Regions from separate parts of the Homo sapiens genome. Here region 2 is linked to region 1. Evidence: read pairs that join two places in POLR2A ChIA-PET (ENCODE). Cell type or tissue: Panc1. All regions are shown on one strand. Each heading gives the region's core, and the rest is flanking DNA. Links, peaks and the distances in the headings are about the cores only.

Evidence for each region. ChIA-PET counts read pairs that join two places held together with the same protein. Peaks named below come from ENCODE experiments on the same cell type or tissue, not always from the same donor. Only the 100,000 strongest peaks of a DNase experiment are listed, where the experiment ranks them.
Region 2: POLR2A ChIA-PET joins it to region 1 with 5 read pairs; 4 of 35 experiments call an interaction of 5 or more read pairs at or near these places.

The regions. Positions count from the first base shown.
Region 1 is chr3:193,818,217-193,827,031 of GRCh38, forward strand. No RefSeq gene overlaps it. Among named protein-coding and RNA genes, the nearest start is that of LINC02038, 21 kb to the right of the region's middle. RefSeq lists enhancers at 587-1,215, 1,216-1,843. In Panc1, for the core only: no CTCF peak of the experiment used is centred there; no DNase peak of the experiment used is centred there.
Region 2 is chr3:193,924,960-193,933,774 of GRCh38, forward strand. It overlaps LOC105374287 (a long non-coding RNA gene), which reads right to left. Exons shown (of 2, transcript XR_007096293.1): 2 at 4,394-8,815. Among named protein-coding and RNA genes, the nearest start is that of LINC02026, 74 kb to the right of the region's middle. In Panc1, for the core only: no CTCF peak of the experiment used is centred there; a DNase peak (open chromatin) is centred at 4,125; H3K27ac peaks cover 296 bases.

The sequences.
Region 1 (8,815 bases), core at 2,486-6,485:
AGGCCAAGGTGGGCGGATCACGAGATAAGGATATCGAGACCATCCTGGCTAACAAGGTGAAACCCCGTCTGTAGTAAAAATACAAAAAATGAGCCGGGCGTGGTGGCAGGCACCTGTAGTCCCAGCTACTCGGGAGGCTGAGGCAGGAGAACGGCGTGAACCTGGGAGGTGGAGCTTGCAGTGAGCCGAGATTGAGCCACTGCACTCCAGCCTGGGTGACAGAGTGAGACTCCATCTCAAAAAAAAAAAAAACAAAAAAAAAAACAAAACGGAAATATCAACATGCCATTGCTTTCAGTGATGGCACAGGTCCTGCCTTTCTAAGATGGTGAGAGGCTCGGGGGCAGGGAGGGGCAGAATACAGCTTGTAACCTGATGTCCATAAAGCTTTTTGGTCCTGGGGTGTTTTTTGCTGAGCATACTGACCGAATATGTGCATGACTGTAGGGATGGGGCATCTATGAGACGGAAGTAACCATGAGAACAGCTATTAAACAAATGAAAACAGGTCGGCCATTCACTGCAGAGTTCAACTGATGCCTTCCCGGAAATCTCATTTGAACCCCCAACTTGCTTTTATGAGTTTAATCCTCTTCATCCCCTCTCCTTAGCCAAGTTTCATTCCCATTTGTTTAATTACCAGTTGTATGAACAAGTCCTTCCATTTTCTCTTACTAGGTTTTACATTTTCATTCATTGACACATTATAAAAATTAAAGTTCTTTACTAGAGAGAGGTGAATTCTGCTTCAGAAGAGTGAGTTTTTATGGGGTGTCAAAATTTAATGTGGATAAGAATGCACCATGGAATCACCAGGGTGTCTGGTTAAAATGCCGATGTGGCTTCCATCGGTCTGGGAGGTGGCCTAGGATTTTACGTTTCCAAGAAGCTTCCAGGTGATGACAATGTTCCTGGTCCACAGACCACACGTCGAGGTGCAAGGTTGTAGAGAGCCTGTGAGACAAACCACATTAACCTGAAGACTAGAGACCAAATAGCCATTCAAGCAATGCATCTACACTCTAAACAGCCCTATGGGCAGGTAAGTACTGCAGCCTCATCCCCGTGGGGAGCCTGGACCAGCCTCACTCGGCTTCTCTTTCAAATGAGCCCATCTGTTGACAGGCTGCACCTGCATTCACATCTCTGCACCTGCATCTCTGCTCAGGTACATTTTTGTCCTAAATCCCTGAAGCCAGGCTTTGTAAAAAGCCTGAGCTGGCTAAAGAATTGCTAGGAAGAGGAGGCGAGATGGTGTGCCAGGGGCATAGCGAGGAACGGGGGACTGGTGGGCCATGCCGCGCAGTGCCTGGATGGCCATGGTTGCCGAGTTTTGAGTGCAGGAGTAATATAATCTGATTTTTACTTTAAGAGGTATTCTCTGACTTTCGTTAGAATGGACTGGAAAATGGGACGGGGGAATAGAAACCGGAAGGGGAGGTAAGTGGCTGTTGAAGTTCCAGGTGGGAGAAGGTGGCTGGACTGAGGAAGGCAGCAGCAGAGCTGAAGAAATGCATGTCTAGAACTTCCCTGTTTATACTCGGGCCTCTTGAGAACAGGGAATGTGCTTTACCCATTTGCCTGCCTTCTTCAGTCAAGCTTCATGAGTGGTAACACCCAGCAGCTGTAATTCTCTCAGTTCCCACTCGCATATTCATCTGCAGCAGCCTGGTTCTGCCCTGCAGTTCTATTGGAACTGCTCTGTCAGAGACCACCTGGGATCCTCACAGAGTAAAATAACCTCATTTAAAAATTCTGTCTCGCCACTTCTATTCAACATGGTATGGGGGTCCTAGCCGGTTTAATAAGTCATGCAAAAAACAAGGCATACACCTTGGAACAGAAGAAATAAAACCATTTTTTTGTGAACAATGTGATCATATATGTAGAAAATCCTAAGGAATTTTCAAAAAGCTACTAGAACTGATAAATGAATTCGACAGTGTCTCAGAATATAAGGTTAATATGTAGAAATCAATTGTATTCCTATATGCCGGCAAAGAACAACCCAAAAAATAAAACTTCAGAAATTCCATTGACAGTAGCATAAAAATATTTAGGAATAAATTTAATAAAAGATATTTTAGACTTATACACTGAAAACTACAACATATTGCTGAGAGAAATTAAAGAATACCTGAATAAACAGAGAGATATGCCATGTTATTGCTTGGAGGTCTCAATGTTTTTAATTAAAGATGGTAATTATTTTTAAATTAATCTATATATTTAATGAAATCACAATAAAAATCCCAGTAGACATTTTTGTAGGAATTGACAAGCTGATCCTAAAATTCATTTGAAAAGACAAATAACCTAGATTAAACAGAACAATTAAAAAAATTTTTTTTAATTGTGGTAAAATACACACGAAATTTACCAACTTAATAATTTTTAAGCTTACAGTTTAGCAATGTTAAGTATATTATCATTGGCCTGCAGCGAATCTCCAGAACTTCTCATCTTCCCAAACTATGTTTAATAAACTTCATTTTATTTTATTTTTTGAGACAGAGTCTTACTCTATTGCCCAGGCTGGAGTGCAGTGGCATGATCTCAGCTCACTGCAACATTCACTTCCCGGGCTCAAGCAATCCTCCCACCTCAGCCTCCTGAGTAGCTGGGACTACAGGCATGCACCATCATGCCCAGCTAATTTTTGTACTTTTTTGTAGAGACGGGGTTTTGCCATGTTGCCCAGGCTGGTCTCCTGGGCTCAAGGAATCCGCCTGCCTCCTGGGCTCAAGAGATCTGCAGAGATCTACCCACCTCAGCCTCCCAAAGCACTGGGATTATAGGTGTAAGCCACCACACCCAGCCTAAATTCAACATCCTTTAACTTCCCATTCCCCTCGACTCTCAACTCCTGGCAACCATCATTCTAATTTCTGTCTCTAAGGAAATGACAACTCTAGTTACCTCACATAAGTGGAATTATACATTTGTCTTTTTGTGATGGACTTACTTCATTTCACATGACCTCGATATTTAACCACATTGTAGTATGTGTCAAAATTTCCTTCTTTTTATAGTCCACTGTGTGTGTATGTATGTATGTATGTATGTATGTGTATGTATGTATGTATGTATGTGTATACATACCACATTTTGTTTTTTCATTTGTAGATGGACACTTGAGTTGCCTCCACCCTTTGGCTATTGTGAATAATGCTGCTATGTACATGGGTATACAAATATCTCTTCCAGCCCCTTTGATTCTTTTGGGTATATATGCAGAAGTAGAATTGCTGAGTCATATGGTAATTCTATTTCTAATACGTGAGGAAACACCATACTATTTTTCAAAGTAGCTGCATCATTTAATTTTCCACCAACAGTATACAAGGGATCTAGTTTCTCTATATCCTCACTGACATGTTATTATGATTATTTTTGATAGTAGCCATCCTAATGGGTGTGAGGTGGTAGCTCAGTGAGGTTCTGATTTGCATTTCTTTACTGGTTAGTTACATTTGAGCATCTTTAATGTGCTTATTGGACATTTGTATATCTTCTTTGGAAAAACATCTATTTGTCCTGTGACACAAAACAATTTTTTTAAATAATCAAGTTAACAATTTATGCTACCTGATTATAAGACTTACTATAAAACTCAGTAATTAACAGTGTGGTATTAGATAACAATGAATCAATAGAGTGGAATTGAGAGTCTAGAAATAGATCCTTACTTTTATATGGTCAAATAATTTTGATAAAGATACCAGGGTAATTCAATAGGGAAAAACATAGTCTATTTTTATAAGTGATCTTGAAATCACTGAATAGTTATAAAAGATATTACTCTTGACCCTTTCCTTATACCATATACAAAAATTAATTCAAAATGGATTACAGGACTAAAACTATAAAACTTCTAGGAGAAAGTGAAGAAATTTTTTTTTAATAATTTTGGGTTAAGCAGATTCCTTAGGAAGCAGAAAATACAAATTATAAAAGAAAAAAACTTAGTCATTAGGCTTCATCGAAATTTAAAAATTTGTTCAGTGACAGGAAATGAAAGGTCACGGATTGGGAGAAAATATTTGCAAACTATCTGATTTGAATTAAGAATATATAAAGAACCCTTATAACTTAATAGCAAGAGAAACTACCCAATTAAAAGATTGGCAAAAGATATGAACAAATGTTTCACCAAAGAAGATATATGAATAGTCCAAAAGCACATAAAAAATGTTCAACACCACTGGTATTAGGGCAATACAAATTAAAATTAAAACCACAATAAGATCTAATTATATGCCTGCTAGGAAAATTAAAAAACAAAACAAAACAATATGGAGTGTTGATAAAGGCATAGAGAAACTGGGATCCTTGTAAGTTGCTAGTGGAAAGGTAAAATGGTAGAGCCTTTTTGCAAAAGTTTGGCATTTTCCTTTAAAAGTAAACACGTGCTTGCCATGCAACCCAGCAATTCTGCCCCTAGGTATTCACCCAAGAGAAATGAAAATCTGTGTCCTACCAAAGAGTTGTAAGTCAATATCCGTTGCAGGATTATTCATCATAACACTAAATGGAAGCAATGGCAATGTCTGTCAGTTGATGAATGGTTAAACAAAATGTGGTCTATTCATACAGTGAAAAACTATGCTCCAGAAGAAAGAAATATGTTACAAATTCAGGCAACAACATGAAGAAATCTCAAAAACAGGTTAAAAGAAAGAAGGCAGACACAAAGGACTACATGATTCCATTTGTATGAAATTTCTAAAAATGGCAAAACTCTAATGATAAAAGCATATCTGTGGTTGTCTGGGGCTGGTCTTGGGATCAGGGATCAACGGCAAAGTGGTGTGAGGGAAATTTTTGTGGCAATGAAAATGTTTTAAAACTTGAGTGTGGTAGTGGTTACAGGACTGTATAAATTCACTAAAACTCAGTGACCCATATGCTTCAAATGAATGAATTTTATGGCATGTAATTTATGCCACAGTAAATTGGTTTAGAAAAGTCTTTTAATACATGAAACACCTACTAAAACAAATGAATTAAAAAAAAAAACCCCCACAAAACTCTTGGCTTTGAATGACTGTGGTTCTGCCCTTTCCTGGTTCTCCTCATGCCTCCGGGATGAGTTGCAGTCTCTTTCATGGAACGCTCTCTTCTGCTAACCCGGTAATGAGTGTTGCCTCTCAGGATCCAGCCTTTGGCCACTGCTTTCTAATGCCAGAGCTCCTCTCTGCATCATTTCACTCATACTCCTGCTTTTCACAATGATCAAGTGACTGTCAGGGGTATGTTCCTATCCTGACCTCTTCTCTGAGCTTCAGACTCATTGATTCAGGTGGTTTTGTTTTTGTTAGTGTTTTTTTTTTTTTTCCTTCAGGATATCATTAGCTGGTGCCTGTGATAATGGACACCACATACTCCATTGATACAACATTTGACTCATCTTTCTCCTCCTTTACCTTCTCTTCCTCTCACATCCTTCATCTGTCTTAGTGTCACCACCATCCACACAAACATTCAAGCTAGAAATGTGAGGGTCAAATATATATCAATCACCAGACCTGGGTTTTGTTTTGTTTTGTTTTTTTTGAGACGGAGTCTCACTCTGTCGCCAGGCTGGAGTGCAGTGGCGCGATCTCGGCTCACTGCAACCTCCGCCTCCTAGGTTCAAGCGATTCTCGTGCCTCAGTATCCTGAGTAGCTGGGATTACAGGCATGCACTGCCACCGTGTCCAGCTAATTTCTGTATTTTCAGTAGAGGCGGGTTTTCACCATGTTGGCCAGGCTGGTCTCAAACTCCTGACTTTGTGATCTGCCCACCTCCGCTTCCCAAAGTGCTGGGATTACAGGTGTGAGCCACCATGCCAGACCCAGACCTGGTTTTTATTTTATTTTTGTTTTAAAATAAAGTTTACATAGAAAAAAATGCTCAGGTTTTAATGTTTAGTATGATTAATTTTGACAATCATACACATTCATGTCATAATCCTCAAAATAAAATATAAGACATTTCTATTCTTTGAGGAAGTTCCCTCATGCCTCTAACTGGTCAACAACCCCCCACCTAACACCCCAAAACACTTACATAAACCCACAAACTGGTGTCTAACATTATATATTCGTTTGTCTACATTTGGATTTCATGTAAATGGAATCATACAGTGTGTACTATTCTGGGTCTGGTTTCCTTCACTTCCCATAATGGTTTTGCCAGTCATCCATGTTACACTGAATATATAAATAGTTTGTTCCTTTCTATTGCTTAGTGATATTCCATTATATGGACATACCATAGGTTGTTTATCCATGTACTTCCTGGTGGACATCTGGGTTGCTGCCAGTTCTTCAATATTTGAATAAGACTGCCATAAACATTCTTTACAATTTTATTGGGAACATATTTTTCTTATACAAGTCTGTATAAACATAGTTTTCTTGGGCAAATACCTAGCAGTGGAATTGCTTGCTTATAGGGTAGATGTACACTTATAAGACACTCTCAGAGTCCTTCAAAGAGTTTCTGCCATTGGCCTCTCCCACCAGCAGTGCATGAGAGTTCCAGGTTCCTCACATTCCCACCAGCACTTGGTATGATCATTTGTTTTGATTTTAGCCATTCTAAGGGGTATGAACTGCTGTCTTACTGTAGTTTTAACTCGCATTTCCCTGATATTTAATGTTGAACACTCTTTCATGTGCTTAATTGGGCATTATCTTCTTTTGTGAAGTGCCTGTTCAAGTCTTTTGACCCTTGCCTTATTGAATCATTTGTCTCTGTATCTTCTATTTGTTGGACAGTCTTGTTAATTTTTAAATCCAAAATATTTCTCCTTTTGGTCCCTTCCTTTCCACCCTGCTACCACTGAGCTAGCTCAGGGTCTTCTCATGTCTCGACTAAACAATTCTGACTCGTTTCTTTGCCACTAGTCCTACCCTCTTGTTTATGATGCCTTTGATGCAGGCAGAAAAATCTCTATAAATCAATCTATGTCATCCCTCTGTTTCCCATAACCAACAGGAAAACATCAGGCATTTCAGGTGACAATCAGGCCCCTCGTGTGTGTTCAGAGTGACTTCCTCAGCCTCATCTCCCTACACGCCCAGTCTCCTGATTTGCTGATGAGTAGTGCTAATCATTTGTACTTGGTGCTCTTCTTTTCCTTCCTCTTAAGAGTCAGGCCAATGACATCCCTTCTCGGAAGCCTTCTGTAAAGCCCCAGCCCGAGCTAGGTCCCTCCTCTGTGCTCCCTAAGCAATGGGGCATCCATCCACACAGTCCCAACCTGTGGCAAGAGCACAGCAAGTGCTGGCTCACTGAACGAGGCATCGATTTCCTAGACTGTGATATCAGGAAAAAGCTGCTCATGGTTTTAACAATGACAAAAGTGTGTGTGGAGAGATAGGCAGAAGCGGGTGAGATGAATAGGCCGAGTTCCCTCGAGTCACACCGCAGGCACCCTCTCTGCCGGGAAGAGTGGGAGTGTGGGGAAGGGCTGTTTGCTGTGCCCACCCTGTGGAGCAGTGCCCTCTGGGCTCTCCCTGTCCTGGTGACTGAGTCCCAGCAGTGGCCTGAGTCCATGACAGAGGGGCCTGGGGAGCTGAAGGTGATCTGCTGCCTGTGAGCCCCAGGCTGTGCTACCCAGCTCTCTTGCTTGTCACCTTGCTAAAGACACAGCAAAGAGACCCCTCTTCTGTTCAACGGCCAGAGGCACAGTGTGGAGACTCCAAATCCAACTTGCAGGCACGCAGAACGATTCTGCCTTTGTCCCTTCTCTCTCATTTTGGAGACCCCTGAGGGAGTTTGTTGTTAATCTGCCCACCTCTGATGCCAGTCTTCCCCGTTCACATTTAAGCATGTTTGAATAAGAAGCCAGGTGTTGGCGTTAGCAGCTCATTAAGTTATAGTAAGAGGAGGGAGGAATCGAAGACTCCCAGGCAGAGAGTGAAGCTTAGAAGATCAGGCCCTCCACCCTCCTCCATGCTTGGTTCTTCTCCACAGCGTCTTTGTTTAGTGGGCTCTCCACCCCGACTGAAATCCCTGCAATGACAGGAACTCACCACCTCCTGGTACATCCCACTCCACCTGGGACAGCTCTGACAAGGACAGGACTTCGCAATTTCGAGCTGCAATCGGTCCCCCTACGTATCCCCACCATAGTCCTGTTCTATGGTGGGCCCCCTCTGGGGCCCCAGAGAACAAAGTATGGGTCTTCCCCATGGCAGTCTCTCAGGTATGTGAAACCAGCCTTTCTGTTCTCCAAGGCTTTTCTTCTCCAGGCCAAAGGCCCTCCACTCCTACAAATCTTTTCCATGTGACATGGTTTCAGTTTCCCTCAGCAACCACCCTGCTGTTACCATGCCAGCTGCAAACTTGCCTTGGCCTCCAGGGGACTCACAGCTTGGACATTCTCATTATCCTCCCGAGTCGAGTCATCTCCCCAACTCAGCGTTTTTTATTTTGTTGTTTTCACTCAGTTGATCATATTCTTGGCAAATAGACGTAGGCTATCAGCTGACTCAGCCGCAGAATCAGCAGAAAGGACTGTGTCTCCTTCACCTCTGTCTCCCCTGCGGCACCCACTACAGTCCTTGGGAATGGGTGGCTGCTAAGAAAAGGTTTGTGAAACTGAGTTGAATGGAGAGGGTTGGCTGGAGACCTGAAAGAGGATTTTTAAAGGCCCAGGTCTCATCATCAACGTGGCCACTCACTAGGTGGTGGAAGGAATGTAGAAAGGATCCTTCCAGCTAAAGCAGGTCCGTGGCGCACCTGCTATGGGTGGTTTCTGTGCCAGATTCTACACTAGAAACATAGCAGTCCACCTTCCCTTCTTTGAAGACAGCACAGGAT
Region 2 (8,815 bases), core at 2,129-6,128, 110 kb after region 1:
AAAATAGTAAATCAAAAACAGTATCACATCCATGGAGGGATTGTGGAGATTAGTGCCACCATCAAGGATTTGAAAGACGCAGAGGTGGTGATTCCCACCACATACCTGTTCAGCTCTCCCATTTGGCTTGTGCAGAACACAGATGGATCTTGGAGAATGACAGTGGATTATTGTAAGCTTAACCAAGTGGTGACTCCAGTTGCAGCTGCTGCACCAGATGTGGTTTCATTGCTTGAGCAAATTAACACATCTCCTTGTACCTGCTATGCAGCCATTGACTTGGCAAATGCCTTTTTCTCCATTCCTGTCCGTAAGGCCCACCAGAAGCAATTTGCCTCCAGCTGGCAAGGCCAGCAATATACCTTTGCTGTCCTACCTTAGGGGTATATCAATTCTCAAGCTTTGTGTCATAATCTTATTCAGAGAGACCTTGATTTCTTTTCGCTTTCACAAGATATCACACTGGTCCATTTCACTGATGACATTATACTGATTGGATCCAGTGAGAAAAAATAGCAAACACGCTGGAGTTACTAGTGAGACATTTACATGCCAGAGGATGGGAAATAAATCCAACTAAAATTCAGGGAACTTCAACCTCAGTAAAATTTCTAGGGGTCCAGTGGTGTGGAGCCTGTCAAGATATTCCTTCTAAGGCAAAGGATAAGTTGCTGCATTTGGCCCCTCCTACAACCAAGAAAGAGGCACAATGCCTATTGAGCCCATGTGGATTCTGGAGGCAACACATTCCTCATTTGGGTGTGTTACTTCAGCCCATTTATTGAGTGACCCGAAGGCCACCAGTTTTAAGTAGGGTCCAGAATAGTAGAAGGCGCTGCAGCAGGTCCAGGCTGCTTTGCAAGATGCTCTGCCACTTGGGCCATATGACCCAGCAAGTCCAATGGTACTTGAGGCATCAGTGGCAGATAGGGATGCTGTTTGGAGCCTTTGGCAGGCCCCCATAGGTGAATCCCAGTGGAGGCCTCTAGGATTTTGGAGCAAGGCCATCCTCTACAGAAAACTACTCCCCTTTCAAGAGACAGCTCTTGGCCTGTTACTGGGCTTTGGTGGAAACTGAACGTTTGACTGTGGGTCATCAAGTCACCATGTGACCTGAACTGCCCATCATGAACTGGGTGCTTTCTGACCCATCTAGCCATAAAATGGGTCATGCACAGCAGCATTCCATCAGCCAATGGAAGTGGTATATATGTGATCGGGCTCGAGCAGGTCCTGAAGGCACAAGTAAGTTACATGAGGAAGTGGCTCAAATGCCCATGGTCTCCACCCCTGCCACCCTGCTTTCTCTTCCCCAGCCTGCACTGATGGCCTCATGGGGAGTTCCCTGTAATCAGTTGACAGAGGAAGAGAAGACTAGGGCCTGGTTCACAGATGGTTCTGCATGATATGCAGGCACTATCCGAAAGTGGACAGCTGCAGCACTACAGCCCCTTTCTAGGACATCCCTGAAGGATAGAGGTGAAGGGAGATCTTCCCAGTGGGCAGAAGTTCGAGCAGTGCACCTGGTTGTGCACTTTGCATGGCAGGAGAAGTGGCCAGATGTGAGATTATATACTGATTCATGGGCTGTAGCCAATGGTTTGACTGGATGGTCAGGGACTTGGAAGAAGCATGATTGGAAAATTGGTGACGAAGAAATTTGGGGAAAAGACATGTGGATGGACCTTCTGAGTGGTCAAAACCGTGAAGATATTTGCATCCCATGTGAGTGCTCACCAGTGGGTGACCTCAGCAGAGGAGGATTTTAATAATCAAGTGGATAGGATGACCCGTTCTGTGGACACCACTCAGCCTCTTTCCCCAGCCACCCCGTCATCGCCCAATGGGCCCATGAACAAAGTGGCCATGGTGGCAGGGATGGAGGTTACACATGGGGTCAGCAACATGGACTTCCAGTCACCAAAGCTGACCTGGCTACGGCCACTGCTGAGTGGCCACCAGTAGAGACCAACAGTGAGCCCTCGATATGACACTATTCCTGAGGGTGATCAGCCAGCTACCTGGTGGCAGGTTGATTATATTGGACTTCTTCCATCATGGAAAGGGCAGAGGTTTGCCCTCACTGGAATAGACATTTACTGTGGATATGCGTTTGCCTATTCTGCATGCAATGCCTCTGCCAAGACTAGCATCCGTGGGCTCACAGAATGCCTTAGCCACTGTCATGGTATTCCACACAACATTGCCTCTGACCAAGGCACTCACTTTGTGGCTAAAGAAGTGTGGCAGTGGGCTCATGCTCATGGAATTCACTGGTCTTACCATGTTCCCCATCATCCTGAAGCAACTGGATTGATAGAATGGTGGAATGGCCTTTTGAAGTCTCAATTACAATGCCAACTAGATGACAATACTTTGCAGGGCTGAGACAAAGTTCTCCAGAAGGCCCTGTATGCTCTGAATCAGCGTCCTATATATATATGGTACTGTTTCTCCCATGGCCAGGATTCATGGGTCCAAGAATCAAGGTGCAGAAGTAGAAGTGGCACCACTCACCATCACCCCTAGTGATCCACTAGCAAAATTTCTGCTTCCTGTTCCCACGACATTACATTTTGCTGGCCTAGAGGTCCTAGTTCCAGAGGGAGGAAAGCTGCCACCAGGAGATACAACAACGATTTCATTAAACTGGAAGTTAAGATTGCCACCTGGACACTTTGGGCTCCTCCTACCTTTAGGTCAACAGGCTAAGAAGGGAATTACAGTGTTGGCTGAGATGATTGACCCAGATTATCAAGTTGAAATCAGCCTACTACTCCATAACGGAGGTAAGGAAGAGTATGCATGGAATACAGGAGAACCATTAGGGCATCTCTTGATATTACCATCCTCTGTGATTAAGGTCAATAGGAAACTACAACAGCCTAATCCAGGCAGGACTACACATGGCCCAGACCTCTCAGGAATGAAGGTTTGGGTCGCTCCACCAGGGAAAAAACCACAACCTGCTGAGGTGCTTGCTGAAGGCAAAGGGAATACAGAATGGGTAGTAGAAGAAGGTGGTCATTGATACCAGCTATGACCACGTGACCAGCTGCAGAAACAGGGACTGTAATTGTCATGAGTATTTCCTCTTCCCTTCTTTTGCTAAAAATATGTTTGTCCAGGTATATGCTTGTACTAAGAAAATATCTTTATTTTATTTCCTTTTCCTTTATCATGTGACATAAGATTTATTGACTTCATATCAGCATTTAAGTATTGTTAACTTTATGTAATAGTATTTGGGTTGGGGATTGGTGCATTTATCATTGTACCAATGATAGTCGTATTATGTTAGGTATAATTATGACCTTATTATTTTCTTTATTTGAAGATTATGTGTGATCTCATGAGATGTGTATGAGTTCAAGTTGACCAGGGGTGGACTTGTGATGGTTAATGCTGAGTGTCAACTTGATTGGATTGAAGCATACAAAGTATTGTTCCTGGGCGTGTCTGTGAGGATGTTGCCAAAAGAGATTAACTTTTGAGTCAGTGGACTGGAGAAGGCAGATCTACCCTTAATCTGGTGGGCAAAATCTAATCAGCTTCTAGCAAATACAAAGCAGGCAGGAAAACATGAAAAGGAGAGACGGGCCTGGCCTCCCAGCCTACTTTCTTCCATGCTGGTTGCTTCCTGTCTTCGAACATCGGACTCCAAGTTCTTCAGTTTTGGGACTTGGACTATCTCTCCTTGCTCCTCAGCTTGCAGACAGCCTATTGTGGGACCCTGTGATCATGTAACTTAATACCTAATAAACTCCCCTTTATGTATATATGTCCTGTTAGTTCTGTCCCTCTAGAGACCCCTGACTAATACAGGTGGTCAGGAAGGTGACATTTGAATAAAAAGCATGAGTCATGTTAGTATCTGGGGAAGACTGTTCCAGGCAGAGAGGACAGCAGATGCAAAGCTCAGAGGCAGGAGCATCCCCAGCATGCCTGAAGAACAGGAAGAGGGCTGCTGTGGCTGGTTAAAATGAGGGAGGAAGAATTTAGGAGATAGTAACCCCAGACTTTTGGCTCCCGGAGCTAGTCACTAAGAAGAGGTGGGAGTGAAGCATCTAATACTCTCATCCTGAGAGGCTGCTGGGAGGAGCTGCTATTGCTAAAATCTTGAGCTTCTTGAATAAAGCGCATTGTGTTTTAGAAAGGAGAAAACTATGACTCATTCAACTGTGTAGTTAGTGACCTGCTTTTCATGAGCTCCCAGGAAACGCTCTGCACCCAAACCAAGTCAGTTCTGCTCTCCAGAGATTGTTTGATTTGTGTTATTCAAGAGAATTATTTTTCCTTCCTGTCAACTTACAAGGAAGAAATGTCTCAGCACTGGTATAGTGTCAAAGACTTAACAATTGGATATCTGGGGAAAAATACAGATAGGTACATAGACAGATAGACATAAGTTTATTGTAAACTTTACTAATATAAAGAACATGTACAACACAATTTAAAAATAATAACACACAATACTTGTATTAGGGTTCTCCAGAGAAGCAATAGGGAGATTTTGATATATAAGATGGGATTTACTGTAGGAATTGCCTCACACTCAGTTACGGAGGCTGAGAAGTCCCAAGATATGCTGTCTGCAAGCTGCAGAACCAAGAAAGCCAGTGGCGTCGTTCAGTCTGAGTCTGAAGGGCTTAGAATCAGGGTGTAACTCCAAGTCTTGAGAGCAGGGCTGGGATGTAGGGAGTAGAAATGGGGGGTGCGAGGGTGCTAGTGTAAGTCCTGGCATTTGAAGTCCTGAAAGCCAGGAGCTCTGATGTCTAAGGGCGGGAGAAGGTGATGTTTCAGCTCAAGAAGAGAAGGAGAATTTGCTCCTCTTCTTTCTTTTTGTTTTCTTGAGGAGGGCTCTCAGTGGATTGGGTGATGTCTACCACACTGGTGAAAGTGAATCGTTTTTACTCCATCTAAGAATTTACATGTTCATCTCTTCCAGAAGCACCCTCACAGACACACCCAGAAAAAATGATTTGCCAGCTATCTGGGTATCACTACACCCAGTCACTTTGACACATAAAATTACCCATCGTAATACCATTTACGGTAAATTTTATACAGCCAAGTGAGACTCACAAAAGGCTTTCATTGATTGCTGCTGAAACTTTGAATATGTAGCCAATCTATGTGAGCAGCTGACAAACAGCTGGAGCTCTGGCATGAATGTTGGTTGATATTTTCATTTAAGTGAATACGTAAGACAGAAGTGAAACAATAAAGGTATGTAGGAAGTTTACTCTTTCATCAATGATATGCAGCTTCTTTGCAGAATTGGGTAATAGTTTTTGAGTACTAGAAGAATACTTCCTCAACTTTTTGTGCTATTCACCATGTAATGGCATGGACAAAACATACTGTTAAATTTAATCTGCATTATTAATATTTTTCCATCATGTTCTTAAGTCAAGATACCAGCAAAACAATGAATCACCCTCAGGTTTCTAGCACTTGTCCATTTCCGTAGTGTAAATACTCACACCACAACTGATGTCACATGACCAACACGACATCACTGAATGCAGCTGAGAAGAGATGGACACCATTCTGCAGTGTCTCCGTCTGCCATGTAGCTACCATAGCTGCTAATAACCTCAAGAGTATGTGTAATGGTAGAATATAGTAAAATAATCTGGAAGCAATGAGTTTTGAGTATTCGTTTCCTTTTCATTTTTTAATTAATTAATTTACTCACCTACTTTGAGAGATGGGGTCTTGCTATATTGCCCGAACTCCTAGGTGCAAATGATCCTCCCGCCTCAGCCTCTACCGAGTTAATGGGGACTACATGCATGCCTTTGTTTCCTTTTTGAGGATATAATTTATTTAATTATAAATCCATAAAATTTAATTTTAATAATGGCTGTATTTAACAACTGACCCACAAAACTTCTAAAATTTTAACAATTGTCTCTCTTGAGCTGGTTGTAAACCAGCTCCAGTGCACCCCTGTGTCTTAGTGGTGTCCTGTCCTGTCTTCACAGCTGATTTTGAAGTTTCAGGCTCTTTGCCTCTTTCATCCTTTCTAAAGGCAGTGGTGTGAAATAGACAATTAAGGCCTAGGAGGGATCCACAACAGTACCTCATCTAGATACCAGAGCATCACAGAAGACTTAGCAATGTAGCACAGACACATGAATACTTAAATTCTGACCTATTGCTAGTAATAGGTATACACATAGCACATCAATGATGCTGGAACAGATTGAAGAGGTCACTTTAATTCAGCCTCTCACCCTCCTTAATAAATGCCCTCCTTCTGTAACCCCATCATACAATCTGTTATTAACCTATACAGAATAATTTTTAAAAATGGCCAGTCATGGTGGCTCATGCCTGTAATCCCAGCACTTTGGGAGGCTGAGGTGGGAGGATTGCTTGAGGCCAGGAGTTCATGACAAGCCTGGGCAACATAGCAAGACCCTATCTCTACAAAAAATTTAAAAAACAATTAAAAAATTTATGAAGAATAATAAAAATAAAATAGCACCATGGTATTTTGAGAATAAAGTAATTAGTAAACCATGTACTCTCTCCCTCTATTTGACAGGGATCCCAACAGAGTATGCTCTATACTATTGGTATGATCATTTGGAGGATAATACACACTGACAAGCTAGTAAAACTATATATGGACTCTGTCTCACCTTAAACCCTTAGCTTATAGAAATATACTAGCTGTACACATAATAACATCTATATATGGCCAGGAGTGGTGGCTCACACCTGTAATCCCAGCACTTTGGGAGGCCAAGGCAGGTGGATCACCTAAGGTCAGGAGTTGGAGACCAGCCTGACTGACATGGTGAAACCTCGTCTCTACTAAAAATACAAAAACTAGCCAGACATGGTGGCAGATGCCTATAATCCCAGCTACTTGGGAGGCTGAGGTGGAAGAATCACTTGAACCCAGGAGACGGAGGTTGCAGTGAGCCGAGATTGCACCAATGCACTCCAGCCTGGGTGGCACAGTGAGGCTCCATCTCAAAAAACAAAAAACAAAACAACAACAAAAAAAACTATATTTTTTTAATCTCCCTTCCCCAAAACTGCCATGCCATGTCACACGACTGTGGTTTTGCTGAGGTTGTTCCTTCGTCCTGCAGATCTCTTCCTTTGTCACTACCTGTCAAATCAAGGTCCAGATCCAACAAAATTCTTCCTGTTCTCAGGAGGCACAAGCTGTTCTTCACCACCATGGCCCTCTAACCTCCAGCACTCTAATGGAACACTGCTACTTTCTGCCAGGAGTTATAATTATTCGTGAGCTCCTAGAGGACAGGGATCATCCTGTTTTATCTTTCAACCTTGCTCTCAGGGTCTCGCACAGTGAGATCAATGACATAGTCATCCTGGCCACAGGGAAGACATACTAGTGATGTGTTACTTGGATGCAGCTATGACTCAGATGATGTGCCAAGCTTGGCTATAAACATGCAGCAAGCACACCAGCTTCTCCCTCTGCATTCTCAGCAGAGCCTGACTTCAAAAAATCACCAAAAGGAAACTTCAATCACCTGAAGTTTCTAAAAGATAAATAAGTAATGTTCAGACCACAGTTGCTCTCCAAAGGGACAGAATCCACTGCCTGAACTTGTACCATGGCCTTGAGGTGCACTCCCAGCTGTCTGCATCATGATATGGCCGGTGTCCCTGTCAATGTGCACAGGATGAGAAACTGAAGCTCCTGTTGATGAGAATCAATAACAGCAGTAATAATCTTGCCCTGGTCTGCACGAGGCAGCCCCAAAGGGGAGTCCAGCCTCATAAACTCTGCAGGAAGGTGGCCTGGCTCCATCGTTTGCCAGCTGTGTGACTGGTGCAAGTTGCTCAACCTCTCCACCAGCTTCCTCAACTGCAAAGTGAGAATCATAAGCATGCCACTCTTATAAGGTTATTGTGAGGATTTAATAAGTTAATATACGAAGAGTGCTTAGAACTGTGCCTGGGATAAATCTTCAATGAATGGTAGTTATTATTTATATTAATAATGACAACAACAAATATTATTAGAAGAAAAACATTTCTAGTGGCCTCTTCTGTTGCAGGAGGAGAAGAGGGGAGAGGAGGGGATAGGAGAGCAGGGAGGACTGGGAATGTGGGAATATGGTTTCTAGGCCTGGCTCTATGATTATGTAACTCTGTGACCAGAAGCTAAATCACGTCCTCCTCTCTCTGGACCTCAATTTCTTCCTCTGTGATATGAGGTCGTTGGACTAGATTAGAGTTTCCTAAACTGAGCTAAGCATCAGAATATTCTGGGAAGGCTTTTTAAAAATCTAGGTTCTCAGGCCCCACTTCTAGTTTACTGAATTGGGCTCTGAGACTGTGGATACCAGGAATAGTATTTGTTTTTAAGCTTCTTTGGTGAGTCAAATGCAACTAGTTAGTGCTTAGGAGCCATTGGATTCAACCAAAAACTCCAGCCTCAGGGTTTTTTTACTTACTGTTCCCTCTGCTGGGAAAGCTCTTCCCCTCAATGTTTCTTTGACTCAGCCTCTCATTCATACTACTGCACAAATGTCACCTCCTCAGAGAAAACCCTTCTGATCATCCTATGTAACTCTCCAGCCACTCTCCAACCTCTTAATGTGACTCATTCCTCCCTGTAGCACTTCTTACCATGTGCCTTGGTTGGCTGGTCATTCTCCTTGCTCCCTAGACTGTAAACTCCATGAGGGCAGGGATTGAGTTTTGTCCACCACTGCATCCTAGCAACTCTGGTATAGTGCCTGGTTCCTAAGTGGCACTTAATAATTCAGTTTTGAATTAACTAATGAATAGCTGAATGGATTGGATGAATGAATAA